2 separate regions of the Homo sapiens genome follow, and region 1 is linked to region 2. Evidence: read pairs that join two places in POLR2A ChIA-PET (ENCODE). Cell type or tissue: PC-9. All regions are shown on one strand. Each heading gives the region's core, and the rest is flanking DNA. Links, peaks and the distances in the headings are about the cores only. Region 1 holds the start of LINC02689 (long intergenic non-protein coding RNA 2689). Region 2 overlaps TOLLIP (toll interacting protein).

Evidence for each region. Peaks named below come from ENCODE experiments on the same cell type or tissue, not always from the same donor. Only the 100,000 strongest peaks of a DNase experiment are listed, where the experiment ranks them.
Region 1: POLR2A ChIA-PET joins it to region 2 with 10 read pairs; 4 of 35 experiments call an interaction of 5 or more read pairs at or near these places.

What each region holds. Positions count from the first base shown.
Region 1 is chr11:1,342,418-1,359,369 of GRCh38, forward strand. It overlaps LINC02689 (long intergenic non-protein coding RNA 2689), which reads left to right and starts at 7,890. Exons shown (of 5, transcript XR_930972.2): 1 at 7,890-8,345. RefSeq lists enhancers at 6,157-6,709, 10,990-11,737, 16,818-16,952. In PC-9, for the core only: no CTCF peak of the experiment used is centred there; a DNase peak (open chromatin) is centred at 9,414.
Region 2 is chr11:1,286,791-1,299,029 of GRCh38, forward strand. TOLLIP (toll interacting protein) reads right to left here. Exons shown (of 6, transcript NM_019009.4): 2 at 8,855-9,004; 3 at 3,437-3,619; 4 at 1,834-1,986. Among named protein-coding and RNA genes, the nearest start is that of TOLLIP, 17 kb to the right of the region's middle. RefSeq lists an enhancer at 11,627-12,239. In PC-9, for the core only: a CTCF peak has its summit at 7,030 (motif pointing right); no DNase peak of the experiment used is centred there.

The DNA.
Region 1 (16,952 bases), core at 4,520-12,519, 58 kb after region 2:
TCCAGGGTGTCTACTAAAACATACAGTGTCTGTCTTACGTATTCTAAAACCTCAGAGGCATCCATGAAACTCTGGAATAAGATGTGGGTGGGGATTTGCAGAGAATTGACATCCCTAACAACACCGAGTCTTCTGGTCCCTAAATAGGGTCTATTTCTCCATTTTCAGTGACAATCTTTAATTTCTCTTGAAATGTCATAATTTCCACCACCATGTTCTTCCACATCTTCTGTTAAGTTTATTTATAGACACTTGATATTTTGGGTGTTATTATAAATAATAGCTTCCAAATTTGATTTTTAGTGGTTTGTTACTGATGTGTAAATTTTTATATATTAATTTCTTTATTATGTTAAAATACACATAACATACAATTTACTGTATTAAACTTTTTTTGAAAATTTGAGACAGGGTGCCACTGTCTTCCAGGCTGAGTGCAGTGGTACAATCACAGCTCACTACAGCCTCCACCTCCTGGGCTCAAGCCATCCTCCCGCCTCAGCCTCCCAAGTAGCTGGGACCATAGGTGCGAACCACCATGTCCGGCTAATTTTTTCATATTAAATATGTTTCAGTGTGTAGTTCAGCAGCATTAAGCATTTTCCCAGTGCTTGATTTTTCCTGTAGGTGGTATTAAGTAGCTGGCTAGGGCTGCCTTAACAAAGCCCCACAGTTGGCCGGGCGTGGTGGCTCACGCCTGTAGTCCCAGCACTTTGGGAGGCCGAGGCAGGTGGACCACTCAAGGTCAGAAGTTCAAGACCAGCCTGGCCAACATATAGTGAAACCCCGTCTGTACTAAAAAACACAAAAATTAGCTGGGCGTGATGGCACATGCCTGTAATCCCAGCCACTTGGGAAGCTGAGGCAGGAGAATCACTTGAACACCTGGGAGACGGAGGTTGCAGTGAGCCGAGATCACACCACTGCACTCCAGCCTGGGTGACAGAGCAAGACGCCATTTCTAAAAAAGCAAAGCTTCATGGGCGGGCAGCGGGAGCAGCAGACAGTTACTCTCACAGTCCTCGAGGCTGGAGCCGAAGATCAAGGTTTCTTCTTGGACCCGCACAGGGCTGGGTCCTTCTGAAGCCTCTCACCTTGGCTGGTAGACAGCGTCCCCCTCGTGCACAGCTCTGTCTAAATGTCCTCCTTCTGCTAGGACACTGGTCATGTTGGATTAGGGCCCACCCTGATAGCTTCACTTTAACTTCATTATATCTGCAAGGCCCTATCTCCAAATAAGGTCACCTCTGAGGTCCTGGGGATCAGGGCTGTAGTGTCCGAGAGCAGGGCGGGGGTCACCTCTGAGGTCCCGGGGGTCACCTCTGAAGTCCTGGGGTCAGGGCTGTAACATCCGAGTGCAGGGCGGGGGTCCCAGTTCAGCCCGGGACGTGAGGTTCTTCTGCGTCTTCTACACACCCAACCACGTCCTGTGTGACGCCATCACCTTGCTTTCTCCTCTAATCTCTCTTCTTTTGGGCACTGGAATTCAGCCCAGCGCCGCACACAGCGCGACACCAGGCCCCCAGCCTTGTTCCCGCCGTCAGGGACGGCTCCTGTGCCTCACCCACAGTTACGCTGGGGATGTTTCCTGCTACTCCTGGTCTGCTAGGTTTTCTTGTTGTTTTTTAAAAAACCCATGAATGAATGTTGGATTTTATCAAAAGCACTTTTGGCATCTGTGGAGATGAGTGTGCGATTTTCTTCCTTCCTTTGCTAACGTGGTGCACGCACGGATGCCATTTCTACGGGTCGCATGCTCACGGGGTCCTGGGTCGGTGACTCCTCAGGCATGGATTTTCCACGTTGCTGTGGACGCCATCTCCTAACGACTGTCATCGCACTGCCTAGGACAGCTGACACGGGCACGGTTGGCAGTTTCCACCTGGGCGGCTCCTCCTTGGGCGAGGCTGGACAGCAGTGGCCCTCGGCAGGTGTCTTGCAAAACGCCATTTCAGGACAATTTGGAGAAGGAACACAAGTCCTGCCCCTGGCTGAAGCCTGGCTTAACACCTTTCAGTGAGATTTTTTCTTAAGTGCCAGCATTAGAATTTGCAAAATTGTCAGCAGCCGCTCAGAAGAAAACCCCGGCGGTGTCAGTGGGCCACCGTTTTGAGAAATGCTGAAATGTGTCTAGGGAAAACCTTAAGACCCCGAAAGGAGGCCTGAGTGGTACCGAGCAGATGTACGTGGGGCCAAGCATCAGGCGAGGTCAGTGCAATGCCGCAAAGGTCCCCACACCTTTTTTGCAGTTTTATGGAGTTAGACGGGTTGATAGCAAAGTTTTTACAGGAAAGCACTCAGGTAAGAAGAGGTGGGAACACACTAGCAGACAGAACACTCCTTGAAACCTCAAGGCAGAAACTGTGGATGGTGCAGGCTGGGCACGGTGGCTCACGCCTGTAATCCCAGCACTTTGGGAGGTGAAGGTGGGCGGATCACGAGGTCAGGAGATCGAGACCATCCTGGCTAACATGGTGAAACCCCGTTTCTACTAAAAATACAAAAATATTAGCTGGGCGTAGTGGCGGGCGCCTGTAGTCCCAGCTACTCAGGAGGCTGAGGCAGGAGAGTGGCGTGAACCCGGGAGGCAGAGCTTGCAGTGAGCCGAGATCCCACCAGTACACTCCAGCCTGGGCGACAGAGCAAGACTCTGTCCCCCCCACAAGAAAAAAGAAAGAAACTGTGTCTGGTGCAGGTGCAGATGCCCCAGGCCTGCAGACAGGAGACCCCAGGACATGGGTGGCTGCAGGTGCAGATGCCCCAGGCCTGCAGACAGGAGACCCCAGGACACGGGTAGCTGCACAAGTCACAGGGGCAAGGCTGGAATTTTGAATAAATGGTGCTGGCTAATAACCCAGTGTCCGTTTGGACAAAGACTTTGTCCCGCCTCTGCCACCCCTGAGACAGCAAGACCAGCCCTTGCTCCTCAGCCCACTCAATGTGAAGCCGACACGGATGAGGGCATTGATGATGATCCACTTCCACTTAGTGAATATATTTTATCTTCCTTATGAGTTTTTAAATAACGTTCTTTTTTCCGGTTTACTTGATTGTAAGAATACAGTAGATAACATATATAACATACAAAATATCTGTTCATCAACTGTTTATGTTATTGGGGAAGGCTTCCGGTCAACAATAAGCTACTAACAGTTAAGTTTTAGGGAATCAGGCTGGGCGCGGTTGCTCATGCCTGTAATCCCAGCACTTTTGGAGGCCAAGGCAGGAGGACCACTTAAGCCCGGGAGTTCAAGACCAGCCAGGGCAATGAAAGGAGACCCCATCTCTACAAAACACAAACATTAGCCGGGTGTGGTGGCGTGCACCTTCGGTCCCAGCTACTTGGGAGACTGAGGAGGAAGTATCCCTTGGGCCCAGGATTTCGAGGCTGCAGTGAGCTGAGATTGCACCATTATACTCCAGCCTGGGTGACACAGCAAGACCCTGTCAAAGAAGTTCTATGTGGGTTTTCTCTGTGCAAGCGTCATTGCCCCTCAGCCTGCATCGTTCAAGGGTTAACCACATCCACCCAACAGATGAATGTGACCATATTGCAGAGGAATGACACAGTCACACTGAAGGAAGTCGAGAAGTAAAGGAACGCCTGAAGTCACCGCGGGGACAGCGTTGACTGGACGCTGAAGGTGAGGCTGAAGACAAGACACGCTGTGCATGGATGCCAGGCTCTGGGTGGTGGGTCTGTCCCTCACGGGGGTGTATCAGCAAGTCTGGAGCCAGTTCACCCGCAGCTGGGACTAGACAAGCAGGTGAAGGTGTGAAAGCCAGGTTTCTTCAGACAAGAGATGCAACAGGTAAAGCGGCGGACGAGAACAGGCCTGCACTGCTGGGGTGGGCATGGAGGGACCCGCGCTGCTGGGGTGGGTGAGGATGGGCGTGTGCCCTGGGGTGGGTGAGGATGGGCGCATGCCCTGGGGTGGGTGAGGATGGGCGTGTGCCACTTGGGTGAGCGAGGATGGGGCACGTGCCGCTGGGGTGGGTGAGGATGGACGTGTGCCCTGGGGTGGGTGAGGACAGGGCCCATGCGTCTGGGGTGGGTGAGGATGGGCGTGTGCCCTGGGGTGGGTGAGGAGGGGCCCGTGTCACTGGGGTGGGCGAGGATGGACGTGTGTCCTGGGGTGGGTGAGGATGGGCGTGTGCCCTGGGGTGGGTGAGGATGGACGTGTGCCCTGGGGTGGGTGAGGATGGACGTGTGCCCTGGGGTGGGTGAGGATGGGGCACGTGCCCTGGGGTGGGTGAGGATGGATGTGTGCCCTGGGGTGGGTGAGGAGGGGGCATGTGCTGGTGAGGAGGGGGCGTGTGCTGTTGGGGTGGGTGAGGACAGGGCCCATGCCCCTGGGGTGGGTGAGGAGGGGCCCATGCCGCTGGGGTGGGCGAGGATGGATGTGTGCCCTGGGGTGGGTGAGGATGGGGTGTGTGCTGCTGGGGTGGGTGAGGACAGGGCCCATGCCCCTGAGGTGGGTGAGGAGGGGCCGGTGCTGCTGGGGTGGGCGAGGATGGACGTGTGCCCTAGGGTGGGTGGCAGCAGCATGAGCTCACACGGTCAATCTACACACATGTAGATTGTTTGTGCATGGGGGTGAGTACACAGGCATGCATCTTCTGGCTCTGTCCACCAAGAGGGCCTAGACACCGGGATACCCCAGTACCAAAGGAAGCACAGGGTGCAGGTCTCGGTCCCCGACGTCACCCTCCAGTGAGAGGACCCCACAGGCCTCGGAGTCTCGGCTGGCACCAAGGCCGGGGCAGGGAAACGTCAGGCTGAGCTTGGAGCACTCACAGTCCCGGAACGTGAGGAAATGCGTGAACGGGAGCAGGGCTTGTGGGGAGGGGACCTGGGAGTCAAGATGAAAGCTCCCACGCGCCGGGTGATAGTTTACTGGATTGTAACCCACAGAATAAAAAGCCGCGAGCCCACAGTGACGCACACGAACAATTCGCTGAGTGAAGAGTCGGTGTACACGGAGCTGCCCTTTCTCCTTCCTGGCCCTGGTGGGAGAATTTTTATCACAAGTGGGTGATGGGTTTTGTCCAGTGCTTTTCCATGTCCGCCGGGATGGAATAAACGTGACGTTTGTCTGTGGCCCTGTCAGTGTACAGCACGTCACGGATCATCTGCATGTGTGCCCAGGACCGGGGCAGTCACCCAGCAGATACGCACGTGGGACCCGGCTTGGCCTCATGGGGTGGCGGCTGTGTCTTGGTTTTCATTTGGTTCAGAAGGTGGGTACGGACCAGGCATGGTGTCTCACGCCTGTCATCCCAGCACTTTGGGAGGCCGAGACAGGTGGATCACTTGAGGTCAGGAGTTTGAGACCAGCCTGGCCAAAACCACCCATCTCTACTAAAAATGCAAACATTAGCTGGGCCTGGTGGCAGGTGCCTGTGATCCCAGCTACTCAGGAGGCTGAGGCAGGAGAATTGCATGAACCCGGGAGGTGGAGGCTGCAGTGAGCCAAGATCGCACCATTGCACTCCAGTCTGGGTGACAGAGGGAGACTCCGTCTCAAAAAAAAAAAATTCCTTCAGGTCCTGCATACCTACGAAACTGTTGACTCAGCTGGTCCAGAGGACCCCACTGACACACGCTGGCCTCACAGCAAAGAAACAGTTTTGAAAGACATCTTTGCTGAGTTTTCCATGCTCAGCTGGCACTCCCTTTCTCTTCGGAGTTCCTGGCCTCCTCAGGAGTCTTGTGGCCTCTCCAGAGGTCTTGCGGCCTCCTCAGGGGCCTGGTCAACCCTCCTTAGTTATAGGAATGGCCTCATTTGAGGAGATTCCCTCCAATAGGAGGGAGACGCTTGCAGAGCAGGATTCATGAACAATCCGTGTAAGTGCGGGGACGATGCCTGGCATGTTACACTCCAGATGCCGGCTGTCAGTAGCGCCGTCACAGTCACTCATGTCTGTGGTTCGCTTCCCACGCCGGGTCTTCAGCCCCATCTACCCACAGGGCCCCAGACTCAACCCCACCATCTCTGTAAATAGAACCACCAGCCACCCACTGCTTAAGCAGAAAGAGTGCCAGGAACGCTTGTGACTTTCCCCCATCCTCACCTCCACTTCCAAACAATGCTGGGGACCAAGCAGGGGTCATGACCCAGATTCTGTGTTTCTGGCTAATGATTAGTTGGGAGTTCCTTTGGAATAAAACCCCAAGTCCTTGCCACAGCTGGCAGGAGCCTGTTCTGCAAACCGCACCCCCTTCTACGTCACCCTCTCTCTGTATCACAGGGCCCCTCTCTGGTCCTCAGACACTGTGGGAGGCTGGAGGGATCAACCCCAGCCCTCTCTTCCCTACCCACCTTCTGAACTAAATGAAAAGCAAGACTCTGCATGAGCACAGGGGGCCAAGCTGGGTCCTACATGTGGATCAGGCTGGGCGGCCGACCCTGGTCGTGGGTGGGCCGACCCGTGTGGGGAGCTTGGGGAGGGCGGCATCCTTCCGCCCGGGAGGGGAGATTAACTCACACACACAAAGCACTAGCTGGTGGCAAAGGACATGCTTTATCATATACGGCAGAGCCATGTGGGCACCGAGAACCCGAGAAAAACCCAGCTCCCCATGAGAAGTGTGTCTGTCCAGCGTCTGGGGGAGGGGCGTGTGGTCCTCAGGAAGGCCATGCAGGGCGCCCACCCGGAGCTCCCCGGGGATGGCCTCTGCGTGCGGCCTCATGACCTTGTGACCTGGGTCTGGCTCTCAGGAGCACCAGGCAGGCAGGGAGGGCATGCCCTGGAGGAGCCCTGCCTGTGGCCGCATTGCCGTTAGAATTTCAATGAGGGGCACTCAGTTTGATGGATGACTCCTGCGGCCCTGGAGGCCTGAGGCCCCACCTGCTCCGTCTGCTCGGGAGACACAACGTCTTGACTCGGCCTCTGTCCCTTTGTCCTCCCTGCCAGGCCTGCCAGCCCTGCGCTGTGACTCTGCCCTGCAGGCCGGGGGGCCGGGTAGACACCCCTCAGGAAGAAAAGCCTCTGCCTGGAGCCGCTAGCCTGTGCTGGGGGGGGCTTGGAGACCCCAGGGTGTGGGCTTCGGGGCTGCAGATGGCCCAGGCGCTGACCCAAATTCAGTGCTCTCGGGGGTGGGTCTGTGTGTCCCTCCACTGGGCCTCTGGACCAGAACCTTCCGGGGACTCCAGCTTCCCTCTGAGACGTCTCGGCCGACCCAGCCCCTCCTATGCGGCGGCCAGCCTGGGGCCCAGTGGGTAGATTTGCTCCTGTACCATCTCAGGGCCGGTGCCCTGCGGAGGGAGAGGCGCTGTCTGTCAAGCCTCACTCTCTCCTGGCGAGGGCTCTGGTTTTCCAGCCACGTCGCTGCATGGAGAGCAACGCACAAAGACAGGGTCTCAGAGGCCACCTGTGCCCACCCTGGTCCTGCCGGATAACTCCTCCCTTCCCTCTTCTCCGGCAGTCAAAGCCCCCGACAGAGGGAACGATGGCCCCGGGGGACACAGCTCCTTTCCCCAGCTGTTCCCAGAGCACAGCTGGCTTCAGCCTGGGTGCAGCCACATCTTACGGGTCCAGCCCGAGTCCGTCCATTTCTGAGGGTCCTGCTGCCCTCCCCTACCTGCCCCCATGCTCCGCAGAGCCCTGCAGAATGAGAGGGTCCTGGACCTGGCTCCTCTGCCTGGGAGAATCTGACGGCTCCGGGTGCAGTCGTAGCCCCAGGAGAGGCCCTGGCGCCCTGACCCCCGGCAGGCAGCGAGGCTGATGTGGGAGGGCGAGGCCGCCCCGCCCTGGCTCTGACAACCCTCCCTGCACTGCTGCCCAACCCTCTCCCCATGCCTCCTCCACCTCCCCCAGGGTTGGCCTGGGAGCCTCCTCCGCTTCCCCCAAGGTTGGCGCCCGGGAGCCGTGCTCTGGGACCACACTCCTCTTTGGCTCTGGGAATTTCTCCTCCCACGTGGAGGCCCCCACAGCAGTGGACACCACCCAGCCAGGCCCACCTGACCGGTCAGGCTCAAACCCTCTGGTACCCGCCCCACCCATAGGACCAGGTGTAAACCAGGCAGCGACACCCCAGACGTGTGGTCTTGGTCAGCTCCCCTGGGCTCCTCTCCCTCCAGCTGGCCCTTCTCTGCCCAGGAAACAGTTTTCTGAAGAGTTCTCCGTTCTCGAGCCTTCCAGCTGCGTGGGAGAGAGTTGACCCCAAGGCTGGGACCACAAGAGGCCAGGGAGGGTGGGCCTGGGATCTGCAGCTCACGGGCTGTGTGACTGTGGGCACGAGATTTCATTTCCTGATTCATAAAGGTGGGGACCGATCAAAGCTACTCCTTGGACCTTTGTGAAGATTAAATGAGTTCAACACGGAGCATTCTTGACCCATGGTGAGTGTCGTAAAACGCTGGCCACTGTAATTTTTCATTTTCCCTTCGGCATTATGACAATATATCCCCAATGGCATAGGATTTTAAGTGAATGTACCGTAATCTGCCCAACCATTCTTTTACTGTGGACACTTGAGTGATTTCCAATCATGTTTACTCTCATTTGTTTTCTTTTTCTTTTTTTTTTTTTTTTGAGATAGTCATGCTCTGTTGCCCAGGCTGGAGTGCAGTAGTGTGATCTCAGCTCACTGCAACCTCTGCCTCCCGGGTTCAAGTGATTCTCCTGCCTCAACCTCCCAAGTAGCTGGGACTACAGGAACACACCAATGCACACAGCTACTTTTTTTTTAACTTTTAGTGGATACGGGGTTTCACCATGTTGTCCAGGCTGGTCTCAAACTCCCAACCTCAGGCGATCCGCCTGCCTCGGCCTCCCAAAGTGCTGGGATTACAGGTGTGAGCCACTGCACCCAGGCTAGTAATATTGACTCTTAGGCTAGTAATATTGACTCTTAGAGCTAACACTCTAACATGGAAAGGAGAAAACAATTGTTTCTCCTTAGGGATTGTTTCCTTAAAATTTGGCCCAGAAACTATAATCCTGAGTCAAATGGTGTCGATGTTCTCATTATCCTGGAAGAATCACGCTGACCTTGGCTTTAAAAGGTTGAATCACCTCGGACTTGCGAACGGCAACGGGTCTCTCACAGAAGCTCGGCCGCACTGGAATATGCAGATGTGTTTGTTTTCATTAGTATTTCTGTGTTTTACCATTTTTCTGAGCTTACTAATTATGTGTTTTACCGATTTTTCTGAGCGTACTAATTATGTTCTATTTAAATGTTCTCTGTGTACTGATCTGTTGCAAATGTAATTTGTAATTACCGGGATCACCCTCAGTGTGATGTGAGGTCTGATCTCCAACCTCTATGCCTCACTGCCTTTGAGAAATGACCTGTTGTTCCTGACACTCTTGCGAGGTGGGTGGATTAAACCCTCTGCCTCTGCTAGCTTTTCTCCCAGGTCTCACACCTGGACCCCCCACCCCCACCAACTCCCCTCCCAGGCCTCCCACCCAGACCCCCACTCCCCTCCTAGGCCTCCCACCTAGACCCCTGCCCCCACCAATTCCCCTTCCAGGCCTCACACCTGGACCCCCACCCCCACTGACTCCCCTCCCAGGCCCCATGCCTGGACCCCCACCAACTCCCCTCCCAGGCCTCATACCTGGACCCCCCACCCCCACCAACTCCCCTCCCAGGCCTCACACCCGGACCCCCACCCACTCCCCTTCTAGGCCTCCCACCTAGACCCCTGCCCCCACCAATTCCCCTTCCAGGCCTCACACCTGGAACCCCACACCCACCAACTCCCCTCCCAGGCCTTACACCTGGACCCCCACCCCCACTGACTCCCCTCCCAGGCCCCATGCCTGGACCCCCACCCCCACCAACTCCCCTCCCAGGCCTCACACCTGGACCCCCCACCCCCACCAACTTCCATCCCAGGCCTCACACCTGGACCCCCACCCCCACCAACTCCCCTCCCAGGCCTCATACCTGGACCCCCCACCCCCACCAACTCCCCTCCCAGGCCTCATACCTGGACCCCCCACCCCCACCAACTCCCCTCCCAGGCCTCACACCTGGACCCCCCACCCCCACCAACTCCCCTCCCAGGCCTCACACCCGGACCCCCACCCACTCCCCTTCTAGGCCTCCCACCTAGACCCCTGCCCCCACCAATTCCCCTTCCAGGCCTCACACCTGGAACCCCACACCCACCAACTCCCCTCCCAGGCCTTACACCTGGACCCCCACCCCCACTGACTCCCCTCCCAGGCCCCATGCCTGGACCCCCACCCCCACCAACTCCCCTCCCAGGCCTCACACCTGGACCCCCCACCCCCACCAACTTCCATCCCAGGCCTCACACCTGGACCCCCACCCCCACCAACTCCCCTCCCAGGCCTCACACCTCGACCCCCCACCCCCCACCCCTCATCCCCACTGACTCCCTTCCCAGGCCTCACACCTGGACCCCCCACCCCCCACCCCCACCAACTTCCATCCCAGGCCTCACACCTGGACCCCCACCCCCACCCCTCATCCCCACCGACTCCCCTCCCAGGCCTCACACCTGGACCCCCACCCCCAATGACTCCCCTCCCAGGCCTCACACCTGGACCCCCACCCTCACCCCTCATCCCCACTGACTCCCCTCCCAGGCCTCACACCTGGACCCCCACCCTCACCCTCATCCCCACCGACTCCCCTCCCAGGCCTCACACCTGGACCCCCATCCCCTACCCCTCATCCCCGCCGACTCCCCTCCCAGGCCTACACCAGGTCCCCCACCCCCTCTTGCCTGTCACAGTGCCTCCTGGAACATGGAACCCCTCTAGCAACTCCCTAATTTTCTTCTATTCATAGCAAATTGTCTCAAAAAATGTGTCTACACCCACCATCCAAGACCCTGCATCCAAGACGCCCCATCCAAGACCACCCCCTCCTCTAGTCACTATATGACCACCTCTCTGCATCTCATTTCCTCAGCCACCCCTGCTGGTCCTGGGTCTGGACTCAGCATGGCCGTGGCTGCACGTGGCTCTTCTCCCCCTTTCCCAGGGCTCTTTCCAGCCCACGGAGCAGAGTGCCACCTCCCTGCCTACCTCAGCCCCAGTTCCCTCAAAGGGCAAACGTTCCACCTGCCGACCCATTTTCCTGCTTTGGGCCGGCCAGGGCCAGGCCTGGTCTTCCCAGCCCTACTGCGGTGCCCGACCCACAGGACAGCCTGGGGGGCATCAAGCCCAATGCCTCTGAGAGCCTGTGAGTGAGTGGCCTCCATGGTGCTGGGGCCGCTCCAGCCGCCTTGCTTGGCCCCCGGGCCTCCCTTCAGGATCTAGATCACACCCAGACACCCGTCCCTGCCTCTGCCCCAGCACCTCCGCCTGGAATGTGAATCCGCAGCTACCTGTGGAGCCGGCGCCTTCTCTCCGTCCTTCTCACACTGAGGGGCACCCCCAGAGAGGTCACCATGGCCCGAACGTCTATCCCCAGAAATTCTTCTGTTGAAACCTTCACTGCCAAGGTGATGCTATTGGGAGGAGGGGCCTTTGGGCGGGTCTGGCCGTGAGGGTCGGCCTCGTAAATGGATTAGTGCCCAGACAAAAGGGACCTCAGAGAGCCCCTCACCGCTTCATTACGTTCGGATGTGGCCAGGAGGCGCTGGCTGTGAACCACAGTCTGCCGGGGCCTGTTAGACTCACAGTCTCCAGAGCTGTGAGCTAAATGTCGGTTGCTTGAAGCCGCCGACGGGGGTGTTTTGCTGTGGCGGCCGGAGTGGCAGAGACTGGGGAGATCCTGGCCACAAAAGCGGCAGGGCCTGCCCCTCCAGTTCCTGTCTAAGCCATCACCATAGGTGCATCCTTCACCACCTGCCTGCTGCCCTGCTGGGCCGTTCTCTGCCTTCCAGACGTGAACGTGAGTGCGAGGGTGGGCACAGCCTGCACGTGCCCGGCCCTGCTCCACACGAGCTTCCGGGTGTGCCGGTGAGCCGGATGCCTGCTGGGTTCCCACAGCAGCCTCTCTGTTCTTCTCCCTGATTGTAGAGACGTGACCCTTGCCTGCTGGCTCCAGCTCAGGGAGGTGTGCTGTGTGTCCTTCGCGACGTGCGCTAGGGGCCGGCCCCTGCCAGCTGGGAGGCCAGTGCTGTGTGTCCTTCGCGACGTGCACTGGGGACCGGCCACTGCCAGCTGGGAGGCCAGTGCTGTGTGTCCTTCATGGTGTGCACTGGGGGCCAGTGCTGTGTGTCCTTCATGGTGTGCGCTGGGGGCTGGTGCTGTGTGTCCTTCACGATGTGTGCTGGGGGCCGGCCCCTGCCAGCTGGGAGGCCGGTGCTATGTGTCTGCTCTGTCAGCCCCCTCAGGTGGGTGGTTTGGGCGTCGGCCATGGTGGGAATGTTTACACCACGGAAATTGGCCAGTGCCTCCAGCCAGGGTTTTGTTTCCCTCGTGAGTTGCTCGTTGCTAAATCAGTGCAGCACGGATTGGCCTTCCTCTTCCTCTGTTCTGTTTTGTTATGGGATGTCTCTAACATACGGAAAACCATAGAGAATGATATGATAAGCACCTTCAGCCCTTCCCAGCTCTAAGACTCCCTGACATTTGGCTGTGTCTGTGCCATGATTTTAAGTGGATTCAACCCGTCCAATCCACCCAAAGCCCCTGGTGCCCTGTGGTGCCATTGCTCTCCCTCCTGGGGCAGATTCCACATCTGGAGTGTCGTGCCGGGGCACGTTTGTAGACCTCACAGCACACATGTGACCCTCAACACTATACAGGTGGTTTCTTTTTTTTTTTTTTTTTTTTGAGACAGAGTCTTGCTCTGTCACCCAGGCTGGAGTGCAGTGGCACGATCTCGGCTCACTGCCGGCTCTGCCTCCCGGGTTCACGCCATTCTCTTGCCTCAGCCTCCCAAGTAGCTGGGACTACAGGCGCCCGCCACCACGCCTGGCTAATTTTTTTGTGTTTTTAGTAGAAACGGGGTTTCACTGTGTTAACCAGGATGGTCTCGATCTCCTGACCTCGTGATCCGCCCGCCTTGGCCTCCCAAAGTGCTGGGATTACAGGCATTAGCCACCGAGCCCAGCCTACAGCGTGGTTTTACGTGGGGGTTTTTTGGTTTGTTTTGAGACAGGGTCTTGCTCCATCACCCGGGCTGGAGTGCAGAGGCATGATCATGGATCACTGCAGCCTTAACCTCCCAGGCTCAAACCATCCTCCCACCTCAGCCTCCTGAGTAGCTGGGACCACAGGCTTGTGCCATCATGCCCAGCTCATTTTTTATTTTATTTTATTTTTATTTTTATTTTTTTTTTGAGACGGAGTCTCGCTCTGTCGCCCAGGCTGGAGTGCAGTGGCGGGATCTCGGCTCACTGCAAGCTCCGCCTCCCGGGTTCACGCCATTCTCCTGCCTCAGCCTCCCAAGTAGCTGGGACTACAGGCGCCCGCCACTACGCCTGGCTAATTTTTTTTGTATTTTTAGTAGAGACGGGGTTTCACCGTTTTAGCCGGGATGGTCACGATCTCCTGACCTCGTGATCTGCCCGCCTCGGCCTCCCAAAGTGCTGGGATTACAGGTGTGAACCACCACAAACAGCCCCTCTTTTCCTTGCCTGGGTTAGGGACCCACTGAGAATAGGACAGGAGAAAAGGCAGATGTGATTTTTTCAGAATACCAACTTTCTACCCGGCCCCAGCACTGGCTGTCCACCCACGCTGCCCTGCCACCCACCCATGCTGCCCTGCCGTCCACCCATGCTCCCCTGCCGTCCACCTACGCTGCCCTGCCGTCACCACGGCACTCGGAGCTTCTGGAGCTTAGACTACTTTATCTTTGTGGCCCTTTTCTGCCTTCTTATCAACTCCCTTTCCCTGCCTCTGCAAACAATGCCGGTGAAATTTAGATAGGAGTTGCATTGTACACAGATATTACAGAGGGAAGGAATAACATTGTTACAACATTGACTCCCACACACAAACCTCTCTCTCTCTTGCTCTCTCTCTCTCGCTCTCTCTCTGTCTCTCTCGCTCTCTCACTCTGTCTCTCTCGCTCTCTCTCTTGCTCTCTCTCTGTCTGTCTCTTGCTCTCTCTCGCTCTGTCTCTCTCGCTCTCTCTCTGTCTCTCTCTCTCTCACTCTCGCTCTCTCTCTTGCTCTCTCTGTCGCTCTCTCTCACTGTCTGTGTCTCTCACTCTCTCTCGCTCTCTCATGCTCTCTGTCACTCTCTCTCGCTCTCTCTGTCTCTCTTGCTGTCTGTCTCTGTCTCTCTCGCTCTCTCTGTGTCCCTCTCGCTCTCTCATGCTCTCTCTCTGTCGCTCTCTCTCACTCTCTGTCTCTGTCGCTCTCTCTGTTTCTCTTGCTCTCTCTCTCTCTGTCTCTCTCGCTCTCTCTCTGTGTTTCTCACTCTCTCATGCTCTCTCTCTGTTGCTCTCTCTCACTCTCTCTGTGGCTCTCTCTCTCTCTGTCTCTCTCGCTCTCTCTCTTGCTCTCTCTGTCGCTCTCTCTCGCTCTCTCTGTGTCTCTCTCTCTCGCTCTCTCATGCTCTCTGTGGCTCTCTCTCTGTCTCTCTCTCTCTCTGTTTCTCTTGCTCTCTCTCTCTCTCTGTCTCTCTCGCTCTCTCTCTGTGTCTCTCCCTCTCTCTCGCTCTCTCATGCTGTCTCTCTCTTGCTCTCTCTCACTCTGTCTCTCTCTCTCTGGTCTTCTTTGAAGTCTTTCATTAAACTTTAATAATTTTCTGCTCACAGATCTTATATGTATTTTGTTAGGTTTATTCCTAAGTATTTTTTATTTTGGGGTTTGAATTTTCACATTTGTGTTTGATGCCCATATAGAAAACTGCAAATGACTTTCGAATGTTGATTTCTAGATTGGAGCATCTTGTTAAACTATTTTAATTCTCATAATTTGTGGATTGCAGTATTTTTTGTAAGTAATCATTTCCTCAATACATAGTTTAGTTTCTTTGTTTCCAATTTTTAATATCCATTGTTTCTTTTTAAAATTTATTTTATTTATTTATTAATTTATTTATTTTGAGATGGAGTCTCTCTCTGTCACCCAGGCTGGAGTGCAGTGGCGCGATCTCGGCTCACTGCAAGCTCTGCCTCCCGGGCTCATGCCCTTCTCCTGCCTCAGCCTCCCGAGTAGCTGGGACTACAGGCGCCCGCCACCACGCCCGGCTAATTTTTTTGTATTTTTAGTAGAGACGGGGTTTCACCATGTTAGCCAGGATGGTCTTGATCTCCTGATCTCATGATCCACCCGCCTCGGCCTCCCAAAGTGCTGGGATTACAGGCATGAGTCACCGCGCCCGGCCCGTTGTTGCTTTTTCTTGTCTGGTGGTGAGTGGGTCCTCAAGTTCTTTGTGGGTTAGAGGCAGTGAGGGTGAGTTGTCTCATTCCTGATTTTATTTAAAAATGTGTAATTGTGATGGTTGCTGTGCTTTGTTTTTTTTTGTTTTTTTTTGGTTTTTTTTGCGTATTCCTTTTATAAAGTTAAAAAAATTATTTTATTCCTAGTTTGGTAAGAGTTTTATCTTAAAATACTGTTGAATTTTATCAAGTATTTATCTTGCCTCTATTGAAATTGACATGTGGTTTTTCTTTTTGCACTGTTTTTGTGGCAAATCACAAGGCTGGGCCATGGAGTGACTATCTCCTGGGAGACTCGGGCGGGTGAGCTGGTCATGCCTGAGCTCCACCCAACCTTCTGCACTCCTCAGTCTTCCGATTCCTTCTCCACTTCCCCGAGGAACTCAACTGTTGGATTGTAGGGAGCACAGAGGTTGAGAGGCTTTCGGGAGACCTGGGAAGGTGGGCTCTGGACAGGAGAGGCAGGGGAGTTGCTGCCTGGCCCCTGCTTTGTGCAGCACCAGGCACAGGCTCAGAAGATGCTGCCGCCACACTCAGGGCTCCTGGATGATGCCACGGGCAGAGGCTGACCCAGAACCATTCAGGAAAGACATCCCAAGTGGTGTAGTCCAAGCTTCTCCTGCGCTGTGGGAGGAAAGCACATGAGGGTGGGGGTGTGCAGGGCTGTGACCAGCAAACAGGCCAGCACGGCCTGCTTCTGGTCACTGGCCAGGCCTGCCCTGCTGCAGAGTGAAGACTTCCTGTAAGGCCACCCGGCTGCTCCCTCCCGGCGACGGCTCTGCAGTGAGGCCCACGCCACCCGGCTGCTCCCTCCTGGCTATGGCTCTCCAGTGAGGCCCACGCCACCCGGCTGCTGCCCCCCAGCGACGGCTCTCCAGTGAGGCCCACCTGCCATCCCCCCGCACGGGTAAACAGAGGCCTGTGAGTCGGTGTGGCAACCTCCAGTCCAGGCGAGCTGCTTTTCTAGGTCAACACTGGTCCTCTCTTGCCATCCTGTAAATCAGATACCAAGTTTAAAAGCTGACCACAGAAAACCAAACATTGTGTGTTCTCACTGATATGTGGGAGCTAAGCTGTGAGGACGCGAAGGCATAAGAATGATACAGTGGACTTTGGGGACTTGGAGGGGAAGAATGGGAGGGGGCGAGGGATAAAAGACAACAAATAGGGTGCAGTGTATACTGCTCAGGTAATGAGTGCACGAGGATCTCGCAGATCAGAGCTCAAGAACTCACTCCTGGAACCAAATACCACGTGTACCCCAATAACTTATGGAAAAATAAAATAAATAAATAAGTAAATAAATAAATGCTGACCACACCCCATGTAAAACAGCAGGGAAGGGCTCAAGGAGGGGAAGTGGTGGGAGGAGAAAACGTGCGTGGCTGCCCCAGCCCCGCCGCCGCCTCTGCACGGCACGGTGTCCTGTCCGTGGCTCCATAGCCATTGTGTTCTCAAAGGGACTGAGCCGTTATTCGTCCTTTTCTTTGGGGTTGTTCCAAAATGCCATCCATGGTCGGGCGCAGTGGCTCATGCCTGTAATCCCAGCATTTTGGGAGGCCGAGGCGGACGGATCACCTGAGGTCAGGAGTTTGAGACCATCCTGGCCAACATGGTGAAACCCCGTCTCTACTAAAAATACAAAAATTAGCCAGGCGTGGTGGCGGGCGCCTGT
Region 2 (12,239 bases), core at 2,523-10,522:
TGAGTTCAAAACTGTCAACCGTGGATAAGTCACTGCACTGCTGTCGTCTCTGAGTTTAGTTCAAAACTGTCCACTGCAGATAAGTCACTGCACTGCTGTCTCCTGAGTTCAAAACTGTCCACTGCGGATAAGTCACTGCACTGCTGTTGTCTCTGAGTTCAAAACTGTCAACTGTGGATAAGTCACTGCACCGCGGTTGTCTCTGAGTTCGAAACTGTCAGCTGCGGATAAGTCACTGCACCACTGTCGCCTCTGAGTTCAAAACTGTCAGCTGCGGATAAGTCACTGCACCGCTGCCGTCTCTGAGTTCAAAACTGTCAGCTGTGGATAAGTCACTGCACCGCTGTCTTCTGAGTTCGAAACTGTCAACTGCGGATAAGTCACTGCACCACTGTCGTCTCTGAGTTCGAAACTGTCAACTGCAGGTAAAATCACTGGAGCGTCATGATGGTTCTGTGTTTGTATGAAAGCGTCTGTTAAAGACGTGTCATGAGACATTTACACATCGTCACTCACGGCCGGGACATGATTTAAAATATCCCAGCTTTAACAAAAAGGGGGTGGGAGGAGCCAAGATGGCCCAGAAAAGCAGCTCCCTGCTGCTGCCTCCCCGCCGCAGCCTCCCCGCCGCACCCTCCCCGCCGCAGCCTCCCCGCCGCACCCTCCCCGCCGCAGCCTCCCCGCCGCACCCTCCCCGCCGCACCCTCCCCGCCGCAGCCTCCCCGCCGCAGCCTCCCCGCCGCAGCCTCACCGCCGCAGCCTCCCCGCCGCAGCCTCCCCGCCGCACCCTCCCCGCCGCAGCCTCCCCGCCGCACCCTCCCCGCCGCAGCCTCCCCGCCGCAGCCTCCCCGCCGCACCCTCCCCGCCGCAGCCTCCCCGCCGCACCCTCCCCGCCGCAGCCTCCCCGCCGCAGCCTCCCCGCTGCACCCTCTCTGCCGCAGCCTCCCCGCCGCAGCCTCCCCGCCGCACCCTCCCCGCCGCAGCCTCCCCGCCGCACCCTCCCTGCCGCAGCCTCCCCGCCGCAGCCTCCCCGCCGCACCCTCCCCGCCGCAGCCTCCCTGCCGCACCCTCTCTGCTGCAGCCTCCCTGCTGCACCCTCCCTGCTGCACCCTCTCTGCTGCACCCTCTCTGCTGTCACATCTGCCTGGCATTTCCCACAGCACCATTTTTCAGTAACAGCCTGAAAATCCTCTGGTTGATGATACAGACGAGACGGCAGGAGCTCTGCGTCTTGGAGCCTCTAACTGGCCCTCCTGATGCCCCCAGGAGCTGCAGGTGCCCTGAGAATGGAGATGGCTGGGAGCCAGGGCGCTGACGTGCTGGCCCCACAGCCAGGCCTCGACTTCCTGACCCTGAGCACAGCAGCCCCCAGGCTTCCCCGACATCTCCAGAGATGCCCTGCCACACCACGGCCAATGCCTGCCCTGTGGGGAGGAGCCTGGTGTCCTGCAGGGCCCAGGGCTGTATCTCAGACCCTGGAGGGCTGCTCAGCTGGACCCTAAGGGCAGAGCTTGGAAGGGCTGTGGGGGTCCTCCGAGGACACAGGGGCCTGCAGTGGAGACCACCACAAAGGGTTGGCTCATCTTAGGAACACAAACAACCCCTATGCTGTTTCCCCAGACAGAGAACATGGGCAGGAGCAGTGGGCAGGGCAGCCCCTCTCTGCCACCAAACCACCCAGGGCCCCTGCCCTCTGTCCTCAGAACGTGAGCCCTGCTGTTTTATGGGCTCAGTGCCTCCAGGAAAGAGACAAGGGTGTCTGTGGGGCGGCATAGCCCCGACGTGCTCCAACATACCCCAATGCGCCCCACCCCGCCCAGGCGTGCAGCTCACCGCGTAGGACATGACGAGGTTGATCATGCCCTCCTTGTCGTCCCCCTGCCTCCCGCTCAGGCTGTACCACTTGTCCTCCACCTTGCCCTGCCTCAGGGACTCCGGGATGGTGATGTGGGTCCAGGCAATGCGGTCGTCCATGGAGAAGGCTCTCTGCGGGAGACAAGAGGGAGAGGCCCCAGGCATCAGGGAAGGGGCCACCCTGCCCCTGCAGCCGCACCATCGTGGGCCCGCCTCGAGTCCCCGTCTTATCTGTGGAACAGGGCTCCCACCTGCACCAACACCCCATCGATGAGACCCCTCGGGCAGCGCAGGCTTCACGATCGTATATCAGCCTCCGTAGGGGACTTCTTCCCTCTCTCCACCAGGATGGGCCAGGGCCAGGGCCAGGGCCAGGTCTGGGGCTGGGGAAAGCGAGGGCCCTGGGCTGCTGTCCTCCTTCAGTTCCACTTCAGGGACACTGGCTGCTCCTCCCCAGCCCTCGGGGCCCCATCCTTGCTCCACCGGCTGCCACCTGTCAAGCCCCAGAGCAGCCGGGGTGCAGACTGGAAAGGACACGGGGTCTGCCTCCCACAGCTGACTCTGCACTTCCCATGCGCTCTCTACTCTTCTGAGGGCCAGGGAGGGGAAAGCAGGTAGGGACGGGGAGAGAAAAGCCGGGAGGAAAAGGCAGGGCCCAGGCAGGGAGGGCTGGCCGTCTGCTGGCCTGGCTGCCCCACACTGCTCCCCGGCCCCCACCCAGTCTCTAGCCTCACAATGCCACAGGTGCGAGGTGCCAGGACCACACTGAGCAGCAGCCTCGCCACATCCCCTCTGACCTTCTGACTCTGCCTCAGAAGCGCTGCAGGTGCAGCCACGGACGGGACTCAGGACCCTCAAGGGTCACGACCATTCGCACCACCAAGAACAGCTTTCCCACCCAGTAGGCAGCCGCACTCTCTGGAAATCCCACCTGCTGGTGAGCGGCCGGACCCTGTGCGCCCAGCGGGGCGGACACATGCACGCTCTGTCCCTGGAAATCCCACCTGCTGGTGAGCGGCCAGACGAGTGCCCAGTGGACACGTGCACACTCTGTCCCTGGAAATCCCACCTGCTGGTGTGCGGCAAGACCCTGTGCGCCCAGCGGGGCGGACACATGCATGCTCTGTCCCTGGAAATCCCACCTGCTGGTGAGCGGCCAGACGAGTGCCCAGTGGCGGGGGACACATGCATGCTCTGTCCCTGGAAATCCCACCTGCTGGTGAGCGGCCAGATCAGTGCCCAGCGGAGGGGACACGTGCACGCTCTGTCCCTGGAAATCCCACCTGCTGGTGAGCGGCCAGACCCTGTGCGCCCAGCGGAGGGGACACGTGCACGCTGTATCCCTGGGTCATGCTTGTCACTGGGGATGTTTCCAAATGTAAGTATGTTCAAGGAGCTGGAAACAATCCCTTTTTCACATTCCTTGGGGAGAGCAGGACCCTGTCATGCACCCAATGAAACACCAGGTGGGGAGCCACGCCTCGAAGCCAGCCAGGAACGTGGCTGTGTTGGCAGGTGTGTCCCCACGGCAGCCACGCTCAGCCACGTGCAGCCTCCATAATAGCTGGCACGTCCCTCTCACCTCATCGAAGATCTCGAGATAGAAAGAGTCCACGCCTGGGGGCACCGTGCAGTGGATGACCTTATTCCAGCGGGGATTCTTGGCGCCATTGTGTGCCGTGGGCGTCTCGTACACCGCGTAGCCCAGGCGCAGTCGGCAGTAGGGGTCCATGCGGGTCATGCCGTAATTCTTGGCCAACTTTGCCTGGAATGAAGCCAATGTCAGGAAAAGGAGGTGCCAACCATCAGGAGAGGGTGGGTTCTCTAGGCCGTCTGCCTCCCTGAACCCTTCCACGAGGCCTTTTCCTAACACATAGACTACAGCCACTCAGAGTCGCCTGAACACGGCTGTGACCTGCTTCCCAGGAGGCCAGGAGCAAGAAGAGTGAGCCACAGATGGATCGTGCAGTTCTGAGACAAAGCACGTGGCTCGTCCTTGACAGCAGAAACCTACGACGCTCACAGACACAGCTGAGGCCGCCACTCACCCACCATGAAGGGCGCACTCTCTAATGCCCTCCTCAGAAGTGGCTGAGGAGGGAAAGAGGAGGAGGTCCCGGGACAGAGCTGAGAGCCAGAGCATGACATGGAGTGTGAACCTGCCCCCGGAGCATGATGACCCGGGAGAGGTGCATCCTCGCTCTAGGTGAGAGTGAGGACACCTGCTGCACATAATTCAGACGCCACGTGGCTGCTTTCCTCCCTCGTGAAGGCAGCAGCCCTGCCTGTGCTATCGGAGTACGTGGGGTTTTGGGGACTGGAACTTGTCTTTCTTGTGTCTCCCAATCACAAGGAGCCACATCACATGTAGACCATGAGATTCGACTTCAGGCCAGGTGCTCAGCTGGGCAGGGACATTTGAGGTCCTCGGGGTGGGAGTGAACGTGTGTTCAGAATAAGACAGAAGACCGTGGCAAGTAAGATGATTGTTCAGCAAACAAACTCAACATGGATGGCAGGTTCAAATATAAAACCTAAAACTGTAAAACCTTTACAAGAAAAAACCAGGAGAAAAGCCCTCGTAAGCTGGGTTGGGTTCAGCCCTGCAGCTCCGGCTGCCTGTAAAGCGTCCTGCCTGGAATGCAGACGGCCTCCCTGTACCACTGCCACCCGCTCTCCTGCAGCCAACCCGGCTCACCCCCAGGAGCTGGTGATAGAGACCCCGGGAGCCATCCCGGCCCTCCCACCCACATGGAGCCCGCCAGTTCCTCCTTCCCAGTGGAACAGAGTCCAGACACTGCCCCCCGACCCCCTCTGAGGGAACGGCCAACCTGTCCACACCAACCCCCCTCTGAGAGTACTGCCACCCTGTCCTCACCACCCACCCCCCGAAGGCACGGCCACCCCATCCTCACTGACGCCCCTCTGAGGGCACGGCCACCCTGTCCTCACTGAACCCTCTCTGAGGGCACCGCCGCCCTGTTCTCACCGCACCCCTCTGAGGGCACGGCCGCCCCGTCCTCGCTGACCCCCCGCTGAGGGCACGGCCGCCCCGTCCTCGCTGACCCCCCTCTGAGGGCACGGCCGCCCCGTCCTCACCGACCCACCTCTGAGGGCACGGCCGCCCCGTCCTCACCGACCCACCTCTGAGGGCACGGCCGCCCCGTCCTCACCGACCCACCTCTGAGGGCACGGCCGCCCCGTCCTCACCGACCCCCGAGGGCACGGCTGTCCCGTCCACGCCAACCCTCGCCGCACAGCTGAACTCTCCCCTCCTGTGCCCACATCTCTGGACTGCCAGGTCCTCTGTTTTCTATTCTTGTCCACATACAAGTTCCCTCCTTTCACTTCTAATCAAAGCTGTGGCCGGTCCTTTTAGGTCAAAACTGCCCCATTCTTGGGTCCTTAATTTTAGCGTGTTTCTTGGGTGGCCACAGCGTACTCCGGAATGCTATGGAGTGACAGTTTTCCGGAAGCTCCTGGGCGACAGGCATGCTCAGCCTCTAGCAGCTTCCAATTCCCTTCTGCTGCACACCCACACATCTGCTAGATCAGCTCTTACACTCCAAACTCTGCCCCTGTAAACTCCTTAGCAACTGCCCTATTTTCTGGAGAGTATGTAGCAGGAAAGTCTGAGACCAGCATGATTTTCCAAAGCTTTCAGGTAACTGTGCTGTCTCTGCCTAGCTGCTATGACTTATTTTTATTAATAACTTTAAAGGCTTTGAGCAAAGCCAGCTTTCTGGGTGGCACATGGGACTCCCCTGCCAGCATGCCCGTGCCTGTCACCGATGCCTGCTCACATTGGATCCTGCCTGCTTCTGCCACACTCAGCGTCATCCTCTCATTCCCATCTCCTCCCACTGCCCTCTGCACTGTGGCTAGAAAACTCTAGGATGAGCGTCCTGTGACATCAACTGCTCTGCTGAAGTGACCTCCTCGATGTTTATGGAAGCATCTGCCCATTCACTATGACTGCACACAACCACATGCTGTTCTGGTGCAGGAGACACTGTGGACACCGTGGGGACACACGGGCACCGCTGCCTCCCCCACAACGGGCAAGAGACGCACGTCAGACAGCAGACACCGTGGGGACACACGGGCACCGCTGCTTTCCCCACAATGGGCAAGAGATGCGCGGCAGACACACAGCGCAGCAGACGGCGTTACCACTGCAGGGAGTGACCAGCTAGGAGGACCGGGTATGCGGGCTGCAGGATCTGGAGGAAGAGCTGCAGGAAGCGGGAGGAGAACGGCCAGGGAAGAGGAAGGTCAGGAGTGACTAGGGTGAGGAAAACATGGGCCCAGCTGGAGCAGGCTCGGCAGGACAGTGCCCACGAGAAAGGCCCACGCGGGAACGGACCTACTCTGGCCACGCTGCAGGGGCTGAGCGGGGGCAGTGGGTGGGTGCGGGGGGCTCCAGGCCTGGACGGGCTGAAGGTGGCGCCTGTGCTGAGGGTCAGGCCTGAAGGGCAAGAGGTGGACATGAACCTGGAGCACCAGCAGCACGAGGGCTTTGGGCCTCAGCTTCCAGAGTGTGGGGCAGCCACCTGCGGACACGGGGGAGAAGCCGGGAGGGTGGCCCGAGAGCTCCACCTTGGGCACACGGAGTCCGGAGTGCCCACGGAACACCTGGGGAGGCCATGTGGCCATGGTCCGTACCTAGGGATCTGGGGTGGAGCTGAGTGGTCGGCTCAGGCTGGGGCCAGCACATGGGTGTTTAGACCCACAGGGATGCAGAAGTCACCGGGATGTGTGGGCAGAGAGGGGAGGAGGGCTGAGGACCAGACCCCTTGGCATCCCACTGGGGCCCCAGGAGACAACAAGGGGAAGCAGCGAGGGGACGCAAGCAGGGAACCACCTGTGTGGCCGCCCAGAAGCCAAGAGAAGCAGGAAACAGGGGCTGAGCTACCTGGCCCAGTGAGGAGGCAGGAATGTTTCCCACCACTGGAGCTGCGCCACAGAAGGCTGGGTGAGCTCACGTGGAGGAAACAGGCTGCCTGTGGTGGGCTCCAGGGTGCGGGAGAGGACCAAGGGGGGCCAGAGGCGTGGGCAACGCCAGGGCCACCTCCAAGGCCCAGCCAGCTCTGGAGCTTGAACTGTGTGAGGTGGAGTGCCCTGCGGTCACCAGGCCCTGCCAGGAGGTGGCGGCTGAGGACGGGTGATGGCACTGGCTGGCCTGGTGGCAGCTGGCACAGGAATGCATGGGCTTACGGGAGTTCACTGGGTGGGCAGAGGGATCGGCCACACCAGCACAGTAACAGCTGCACAAGCAAGGGTCTGAGACACGCCGCGAGGAAGGGGTGACGGTGTAGCTGTGCTCACCACACCATGAAGCCCCTGAAAGCAAGTCTTATTTGTGAGGTCCACGGCGATTCTTCTGCCTGCTGTATTTGTGCATTTCTATGAAAGCCGCGTGGCTCACAGTGTGTCTCCTTTCCCTGCATTTCTACGAAAGCCCGCGTGGCTCACAGTGTGTCTCCTTTCCCTGCATTTCTACAAAAGCCCGCATGGCTCAGTGTGTCTCCTTTCCCTGCATTTCTATGAAAGCCGTGTGGCTCACAGTGTGTCTCCTTTCCCTGCATTTCTACGAAAGCCCGCGTGGCTCACAGTGTGTCTCCTTTCCCTGCATTTCTACGAAAGCCCGCGTGGCTCACAGTGTGTCTCCTTTCCCTGCATTTCTACGAAAGCCCGCGTGGCTCACGGTGTGTCTCCTTTCCCTGCATTTCTACGAAAGCCCGCATGGCTCAGTGTGTCTCCTTTCCCTGCATTTCTACGAAAGCCGCGTGGCTCACAGTGTGTCTCCTTTCCCTGCATTTCTACGAAAGCCCGCGTGGCTCACAGTGTGTCTCCTTTCCCTGCATTTCTACGAAAGCCCGCGTGGCTCACGGTGTGTCTCCTTTCCCTGCATTTCTACGAAAGCCCGCGTGGCTCACGGTGTGTCTCCTTTCCCTGCATTTCTACGAAAGCCCGCGTGGCTCACGGTGTGTCTCCTTTCCCTGCATTTCTACGAAAGCCCGCGTGGCTCACGGTGTGTCTCCTTTCCCTGCATTTCTACGAAAGCCCGCGTGGCTCACGGTGTGTCTCCTTTCCCTGCATTTCTACGAAAGCCCGCGTGGCTCACGGTGTGTCTCCTTTTCCTGCATTTCTACGAAAGCCCGCGTGGCTCACGGTGTGTCTCCTTTTCCTGCATTTCTACGAAAGCCCGCGTGGCTCACGGTGTGTCTCCTTTCCCTGCATTTCTACGAAAGCCCGGGTGGCTCACGGTGTGTCTCCTTTCCCTGCATTTCTACGAAAGCCCGCGTGGCTCACGGTGTGTCTCCTTTCCCTGCATTTCTACGAAAGCCCGCGTGGCTCACGGTGTGTCTCCTTTCCCTGCATTTCTACGAAAGCCTGCGTGGCTCACAGTGTGTCTCCTTTCCCTGCATTTCTACGAAAGCCTGCGTGGCTCACAGTGTGTTTCCTTTTCCTGCAGTCTTACAGACGGTTTTCGTGTGATCAAAATCGGCGTTCAATCTGCCGATTTTGGCTTTCACTTGAAAGACCACTAAGCAACCACGGGCCGGCCCCGAGGCTGACCGAGGGCTGCTCTGTGGGGAGGGAGGGTGCAGGCACCGGCACTGAGGCCAACAGGAAGCCACTCACGCAGCACACACCAGGTGGCGGGGGTGCCGGCCGCGCCTCCTCCAGCTGCCGGCGGGGGTCCGGGAGGTGTCCTTGGGCGTACTCAAGCCTGGTGGAAGAGCCAGGCCCTACACAGAGCAGACGCCCACCTACACCCACTACTCATCACTTGAGTTATGTTTGGTAGAACCCGGGGTCAATGCCAATATCTTTCACACAGATCGTTTTCAACATCACACAGGTTTCAGGAAAAGCGGGAATCAGAAGTTCTGTTTGCCCGCTTAGGAAATGCAGTATAAACGCCGAAATCCGAAATCCCACCCCCACCGAGCGCACCAGCCCCAGGCAGGCAGGAGGGTGCCCCAAGGCCCACCTGTACCACCGTGATGTTCAGTCGGCCCACGGTGCCCACTGCGCCTCCGTACTGCAGCTGCTGGGCCGCCTGGGCGTCCAGCTGGACCTGCCGCTGCTGCTGTGTGGGCGTGATGCGGAGGAAGTCCTGCGGGAGCTCACCGATGTACACCTGCGGGGCCGGGGACCAGAGAGGCCAGTGAGTCAGGGTGGGGGCACAAAGCAGCCCGACAGCAGCTGCCCCCGGCATTCCCGCGGCCCCGCCCCCACCCATGTCCTTATCAAGTCCTGGACTGTGCTCAGCCTCAGTTTCCTCATCTCTAAACGGAGGGGTCAAGGGTGTCCAGCCTGGGGCCTGGCCCCCAGCGGTACAGGTGCAGCCCTCACTCAGGAGATCCCCAAATGCAGGTTTCTGCCGCTAAAAATGGGTTCCTGTCCTCAAAGCCTGCTCAGGTGGGTTTTCAGGTCATTTTAAAGGGTCTCCCTTGCACCATGTGTGCCCACGGCTTCTTTCTCCTTGTCCACAGCTAAAGGCAGGGCCACTGAACTGCAGGTCACTTGGTCAAACGAATGAGACAAAAGCTGAGCCTCAGGTCTAAAGTGATTTGGAAAACCCTCTGCTGATATACTTCAAATGTTTCCACATGAAACAGCTGAAATTCAAAAGTATCCCAGAAGAACGCAGGAAGTAAATCGATTCCAAACAACCACGAAAGACCTCCCCACTCTGCATCCTATGTCTCCTCGACCCTCTGTCCACCACTGCCACTTCTGAGGGGAAGAGAGAGGATGGGCCCAGGCAGGACAATGCCATCCCGAAACCACCCGCACACCTGCAGCGGCCGAAGGGGCCTGGGGTAAACCATGCTCCACAGGTGAAAGGTCGCTGATGAGGCCCTGAGCATGGGTCTGGCTGCTGGTGGAGTGGGGTGGAGGCCTGGTTGCTGGAGGAGTGGGGTGGAGGCCTGGTTGCTGGTGGAGTGGGGTGGAGGCCTGGTTGCTGGTGGAGGCCTGGTTGCTGGAGGAGTGGGATGGAGGCCTGGTTGCTGGTGGAGTGGGGTGGAGGCCTGGTTGCTGGTGGAGTGGGGTGGAGGCCTGGTTGCTGGAGGAGTGGGGTGGAGGCCTGGTTGCTGGTGGAGTGGGGTGGAGGCCTGGTTGCTGGTGGAGTGGGGTGGAGGCCTGGTTGATGGAGGAGTGGGGTGGAGGCCTGGTTGCTGGTGGAGTGGGGTGGAGGCCTGGTTGCTGGTGGAGTGGGGTGGAGGCCTGGTTGCTGGTGGAGTGGGGTGGAGGCCTGGTTGCTGGTGGAGTGGGGTGGAGGCCTGGTTGCTGGTGGAGTGGGGTGGAGGCCTGGTTGCTGGTGGAGTGGGGTGGAGGCCTGGTTGCTGGTGGAGTGGGGTGGAGGCCTGGTTGCTGGTGGAGTGGGGTGGAGACCCAGCCGTCTGCAGGGGCCCCGGTCAGCGCCAGTGCCCTGGGCAGTTGTTTTCAGGAAATACCGAGTGGAACCTGGAACCCTCGGTGTGTCGGACGTGAGCTTAGGCAAAGTGCACGTGCTGAGGCCGCCAGAACGCCTCTGCCATGCACACCAGAAACCCGTACCTGCCTGTGCCATGGACTCCCAATGACACGGTGCCAGGCAGGGCTCCAGGAGGTTCTGAGTTAAGCCCTGCACCTGCTGTGCTCTGGGCGCCTGGCACTTCAAAGGACCCCGAGAGGGTCTAGCTCCTCACCTGTGTCCCCATCTAAGGCCTGGAGCGCACAAGCCAGTCAGCGCTCCACAACCAATGTGAGTAAACAGAAGGGACCCGGACGATCCAGGCACCGCTTCGAGCAGTTACGGACTCAGGACCCCCAAGTTCGGGAAGCTCTCTGCAGGCTGCACCCCAACCTGAGCAGCCAGCATGGCGTGTGCTCAACCGCTCTTCTCTAAAAAGCAAAACACACTTTGTGCGTTTCCCCACACTTTACCCCGTTTTTGACTGGGACACGTCACGAGTGACCTTTGCCCTGTGAGAGAAGCCGTACTGCGAGAACAAGCAGAGCACCCCGGCTTCACCTCCGGAGGGTGTGGCATAGGCCAGGGCCCGGAGGGACCCCCTGCCCTTACGGACAATCGAGGAGGGTGCAGAGGTGCCTGAGCGGAGTGGGCCCATGCCAGGAGTCCCAGGCCAGCCTCCCCCAGGCAGCCTCTCTCGAGGCGCTGTACAGCTCAACAGCAAGCTCTGGCTCAGGAGGGCGCTGAGAGGCCCCATGGCACGAGATGCTAAGCACCTGTTCCTGTTGGCACACAGGAAACACTGGGGTACAGAAGGCCAGGGCCCTTCGCCTGCCTCCCAGAAGGATTCACAGCCCAGAGCTCTCTCCCCGGGGGACACCTGGCCACACAGGACGTGCTTCCCTGCCAACCCCACAGGGCCCTGGCACAGCCCATGCCAGCAGGCTCTATGACTAGCTCTGTCTGCTCACCAGGAACGGGTTATCTTGCAGAAACAGACTCGTGCTAACCAAGTTCTCAGGACTAACATACACAGGCCAAATTCCTGTTTATTTGTGACAACTGCTTCCTGTGTGCCACATGCACAGCTCTGAGGACATGGCAGGAAAAGCACCGTATCTCCTGGGCACACATGGCAGACAGACAGGCGGCTCGTGCCCTCCTGGGCACACGTAGGGGACAGACAGGTGGCTCATGCCCTCCTGGCCACACGTGGGGGACAGACAGGCGACTCATGTCCCGGAGACAGCAGCATGGAGAAGCCAGTCGGGGGAGGGTGTGGGTGGTCACAGGGACGTGTGGGCGTGGGGTCCAGAGGCCTCTGAGGGAGCACTGTGGGTCCCTCGCTGCTCTGGATCCTGGTTGTCCCGGTATTTGAAGGCGTCCAGCGCTCCATCTCCTTGCTCTGCACTCTTTAGGTGTCCGTTAAAGACAGTGGGACTGCTCATTACTGGGAGAAAATAAAATTATATCCAAAGGCCTAATGATCAAGTGTCATTTTTCAACAAGGATTTAACCATAAAATGGCAAATAGGAAAAGAGGGTTTTTAAACATAAACCGTGTGGATAGAACACGAAAAGGGGAGAAGCAGCTCCCTGCGGATGGAGCTCATCAGCCCCACGCAGCCCGGGGACCGCAGCCAGCGCCATGTGGCGGGGCAGGTGCGCGTCCAGCTCCCCGAGATGACACACGCCTCACATCTGGGTTTTCTTCCCAAAAACCCACACCCCAATTAAGAGACATCTGACAAAATCCCTGACCAGTCAGTCGTCCTCAAACCGTCAAGGTCCCAAAAACACAAGGAAAGCCTGAGAGACGGTCCCAGATTGGAGATGGCAGACATGATGGCTAAACGCAAGGCAGGGTGCTGGGACAGCAGGGGACAGTCATCGAAAAACCAGGACAGCCAAATAA